Regions from separate parts of the Mus musculus genome. Here region 2 is linked to region 1. The links are chromatin loops, found by intact Hi-C in ENCODE. Cell type or tissue: left cerebral cortex. All regions are shown on one strand.

What was found. Hi-C counts contacts between places; a loop is a spot of excess contacts. Peaks named below come from ENCODE experiments on the same cell type or tissue, not always from the same donor. Only the 100,000 strongest peaks of a DNase experiment are listed, where the experiment ranks them.
Region 2: it touches region 1 in a loop (5-fold over the local background); 12 of 42 quality-filtered maps call a loop at or near these places.

Annotation. Positions count from the first base shown.
Region 1 is chr8:54,492,303-54,494,802 of GRCm38, forward strand. No RefSeq gene overlaps it. Among named protein-coding and RNA genes, the nearest start is that of Spcs3, 36 kb to the right of the region's middle. In left cerebral cortex, a CTCF peak has its summit at 1,025 (motif pointing left); DNase peaks (open chromatin) are centred at 1,024, 1,440 and 1,761; H3K27ac peaks cover 710 bases.
Region 2 is chr8:53,606,053-53,608,552 of GRCm38, forward strand. It overlaps Neil3 (nei like 3 (E. coli)), which reads right to left. Exons shown (of 10, transcript NM_146208.2): 5 at 1,276-1,350. Among named protein-coding and RNA genes, the nearest start is that of Gm39181, 23 kb to the left of the region's middle. In left cerebral cortex, a CTCF peak has its summit at 1,181 (motif pointing right); a DNase peak (open chromatin) is centred at 1,210.

The sequences.
Region 1 (2,500 bases):
TCCTCCTCTTCCTCCTCCTCTTCCTCCTCCTCCCCCTCTCCCCCTCTCCCTCCTTTTCTTCCTTTCCACCTCTCCCCCTCTTCCTCCTCTCCTCCTCTCTCCTCTCCACCCTCCCCCTCCCCCTCTAGTCCTTCCTTCCTCTCTCTCCCTCCTTCTCTTCTTCCCCTCCTCCTTTCCTCCTCTCCCTCCTCCTATTCCTTCTCTTCTTCCTCTCCTCCTTTCCTTTTCTCCCTCTTCTCCCTCCTCCTTCTTCTTCTCCTTTTTCCTCATAATCTGGTCCTGCTCTTGTCTTCTCTTTTTTAAGCAGGAGCTGGGTTAGAGACCCACAGACACCAAGAAAGTAGCCACCAGAGACTCCACTTTTGCTCAGTTTCTTCACCAATATAGCAAAGGAAAACGAGTCTCACATGGGTTTGTCATCAGTCTGCCACAACATATTCACAGAGCTGTAACACAGTTACACCGCACACTCTCCATCCATTGGTTGAAAGAAACATTATTTACTCTTTAGCATTTTGGGTATTCTTCAGAATGCCACAAGGCGATGGACTGGGAAATCTGATCTCAACGTCAGTCTTTTTTAGACATACATCCATTCAATATGTTATCTTCCTTTAAAAAAAAATCATAGGAGATATTTTAGCTTTGTGTTATCTTGTCTACACTTTTACAGCCTGAAAATGAAATCTATCTTCTGTCCAAAAGGTGAACTAGCCACATTCTGAATTTAAAGCTCATTTTAAATGTAAAAACAAAACAAAACAAAACACCTGGGAAGAATGGGAAAAGTTCCTTTATATGTACTTCAACAGCAACAAATTACTACCATACCACATCCTTAAAATGCTAACAGTTTTTAAATTTCAAACATTATAAATGTCTCTAAATTGAAAAAAAAATGTATCCTAGGCATAGATTTAGGTGTAATCTATGAGGAGACAATAGCACACTAAAATGTTTTCTGTAGTCACATTCCTGAGTTAAAATATGCATCAGACTGAATCTTGAGCTCAACAGCACCACCTAGTGGACATCGACCAGAAATGCTGTCGCCTCTTATTCGAGATTGCTGCTCTTCCCCATGTCTTCCAAATAACTAATACAGTGATCACGCGGAATGTGGAAACACCCTTGAAATATGCGTTAACTTTCCACAATAATGATTTTTGTTAAATGTATCTGTAACTTACTTATGTCAGATACCAAACACTCGGATTATAAAAATATAAAGTATCTAACCCTCTTGATATCCAAAATTGCATAAGACCTTAACAAATGTTCTTTAACGGGGATGAAGTGGACTGGACGAAATGTTACGTTTCATTGAAAAAGAAACTAAAACAATAAAACCTTGAGATACTGAGCTGAAGTGGTGTTCATTTGCGTTCACTAACTCACTCTCTGGGGAGAGCGTGGGTTTCAGCTCACTCATCCAAAACAGGATACACGGCTTCATCTGTGGAGGCCTTTTAAGGGCTTAGGTGTTATCCATATAATACCCATCCACCCAATCTTGAGTTACTATTCGATCTATAGCTCTGGGTTTCTACTCTGCCGCTGTCCTTATCTTCAGTGCTCTTCAACAAAATCCTACAGCCTTCTGAACCTTCAGCCTCCAGACACCAGCTGTCTCCTTCCTGTGCTTTCTTTAATCTTTCTCTTCTTCTCTCCTCATTTCAGATTTCTTTGTTTTATATAAATGAGAGTGGCTGTTTTGTTTTGTGTATGTAGGTGCACTGTATGCATGCCTCACACCCACAGAGGTCAAAAGAGGGTGTCATATTCCCTGGAGGTGGAGTTACAGACAGTTGTGAGCCATTATGTGGGTGGTTGCTGGTTCCTCTACGAGAACAAATGCTTCTAACTGCTGAGCCATCTCTCCAGCCGTTTCCTTCTGTTTCTTTCCTGTTATTTCCTAAACTGGCCGGCAAGCTGGTTGGAGCACTGCTCACTTTTATACAAATCCCATCTCCCTATTCTACTACACACATGTTTAATTGCACAAGGGATACTAAAACAATCAACAAAACTAATTCTGGGTGATGGACCAAGTTACTTTTTGATGACATGACACTAGGAGGAAAACCCCTTCCAGAAACAGATGTTATCCCTGGTAAACAACTGAAGTCAAGGAAGGAAGGAAGGAAGGAAGGAAGGAAGGAAGGAAGGAAGGAAGGGAGGGAGGGAGGGAGGGAGGGAGGGAGGGAGGAAGGAAGGAAGGAAGGAAGGAAGGAAGGAAGGAAGGGAGGGAGGGGAACAGAAAGATAGAAAGAAACAAGCAAAGAAAGAAACAAAGAGACTCCAGAAATATATTCTGTTATTAAATATAACCCATCCACTCAAAGATGACTTGAAAGACTCTGCTGCCTCAGTCACCATATCCTACTCTTACCATTCCTCCTATTCCCCTCCCCTCTTTCCCTTTTACCCTCCTCATCCTCTTCCTCTTCCACCTCCTCCTCCTCTTCCTCCTCTGCCTTCTCCTCTTCATCTTTCATCC
Region 2 (2,500 bases), 890 kb before region 1:
TGCTGTATCCTCTTATCTAAATGATATATAAAAGTTCTATATTTTAAAATGTCTTTTATGCTTTTAAGGCTTCCTTAATTAAACATAATTACATGGTTGCAAGAAAAGGGCTAGATTAGCTTCAAATCTGATTGCTTTTAGAACGAGGAAGCTGCTCTCTCAGATTCAACGGCCAAAAAACTTATTTTTAGGGGATAAAATTTAACGAGAGCATTTTCTTTGTTGGCCTGATAAAGGGCCTTTTTTTTTTTTTTTTTCTTAACTCTAGAGATTTGCTAGAAAGAAAATAAAAACTCAAATACATCCTAACAAAGAAATGTTCTGTTTGGTATCAGCTTCATTTTAAGAGACACTTTCATTTTTCTGCTATAGTTTTATTCTATACACACACTTTTTAAAGCACCGACAAAGACAGTATTTTTGGTTTCCACCAACAGTGTGAAAATTTAAAAGCTCAGAAATAGGACTATATGTGGGCTGAAATTACACAAACAATATATATTAATGTAAGCAAGGTAGTGAAATGCCCAATTTGATGTAGGCAGAATGCACTGTTTTCTATAGTCATTTTTCTCTGGATGGACAAATGGGCACAGGTCATTATAAAATGGCCATTATTACTGAAGGCAGTTCTATCCTGTAAGAGGATCATTAACACTTTAGGTCAATTAGGGAAAACAATTTTAATACCTTCATTTCTGAGCATAGTAAAAATTCTGAACATAGAAAACAGATTGTGGTGGGAAAACAAGATTAGTTATCATCCATCGATTAAAAGATGAAGCACTTTTACGGAGGTCTATAAGAATATTATACTGTTTGCTAACTAACATGTTAATGAGAACTTGTGCCATCCTCAGAACAGCTTTTGTTGGACATATAGAAACATAACTTCATATTACAGATTAAAAAAAAACATATAAAAAGCCTAAAGTTCACATAACTAATGGCAAAATGTAAATGAACCCATCTATTTAAACTGTTTTAAGTCTGTCTAAATGCTTTGTTTTATATATCCAAATACAACAAGAATCAAAGCAAAATACCAACACAACTGTTATTCAACTTGGTGTAACTGTAGCAAAATACATTCAGAGTGAGGCAAGTTGACTCCAAATTTTAAGACACTAATTGTGCCTGCCATTCAGATGTCAGTCTTGCTCCGTGAATCTCTGCACTCTGACCACTAGAGGGCTACACACAGCTTCAGCACCCTGGTAAAGGCACACAAGGAAACCACTGGTATTGCACAAGGTTGTAAATATTTGCTCTTACCCTGTAGAAGAGAATGCTGAAATCCCGAGTCATCTTCACAAGGTGACAGGCCTGTTTGTCTGATAGTTGACACACCTTAGTGGGAAAGCATAGTTTCCTAATTTATTCACGACTATAACCTCACCTGCTAGTTCTCTTAAAGAGAATTAACAAGAGACTTAAAACTCCTGAATATTTTTTTGCTTTCCACTCTCTAGCTCTGATGTTGGGCATCAAAACTAGGGCCTCATACATGCTAAGCAAGCCATCACCCATGCCTTGGATCAGTTCTAAAAAACATACTCCATTTTAAGAAGCTCATTTTAGTTGTTCAAAGTGTCAAAAAGCAGAACCTGTCTTACTCAGGGTTTCTATTCCTGCACAAACATCATGACCAAGAAGCAAGTTGGGGAGGAAAGGGTTTATTCAGCTTACACTTCCCACATTGCTGTTCATCACCAAAGGAAGTCAGGACTGGAACTCAAGCAGGTCTGGAAGCAGGAGCTGATGCAGAGGCCATGGAGGGATGTTTCTTACTGGCTTGCTTCCCCTGGCTTGCTCAGCCTGCTCCCTTATAGAACCCAAGACTACCAGCCCAGAGATGGCACCACCCACAAGGGGACCTCCCCCTTGATCACTAATTGAGAAAATGCCCCACAGCTGGATCCCATGGAGGCGCTTCCCCAACTGAAGCTCCTTTCTCTGTGATAACTCCAGCTGTGTCAAGTTGACACACAAAACCAGCCAGTACACTATCCTAAAATTGTCATTAACTGATTTCTTCTACCACTTAACTACTAGTGATTTGGATTGTATCAAAACCAGGAAGAAACTATTCGCAAAAGACAAAGAGGTATATGTGGACTTATGTAAAAATAATTTCCTTAGTATACTTTATTTTGTAGAAATAGTTGGTATCATTAGAATTGAGTTAGCAGTATGAAATCTGGATAAGAGTCTTCAATGCAGATTTCCTCCCATAGAAACAAATGTACGGATGCTGCCTTTCCAGTGTCTCCTGCCTTAGGACCTTCCTCAGTCCATCACTATTCTCTTAACATTCCTCTACCAATTCTCCCTCCTGGAAAACTAAGAGCACAAGTCTCCCCAGTTGGAATGGTAAAAACAAGACCAAGTCCCCACGTTCTGTTGAGACCCCCAGCACAACTTTATTTCATTTATAGTTCATAACTGTAATTTTGCTAGTTATGAATCATAATATAAATATCTGTATTTAAAGATGGCC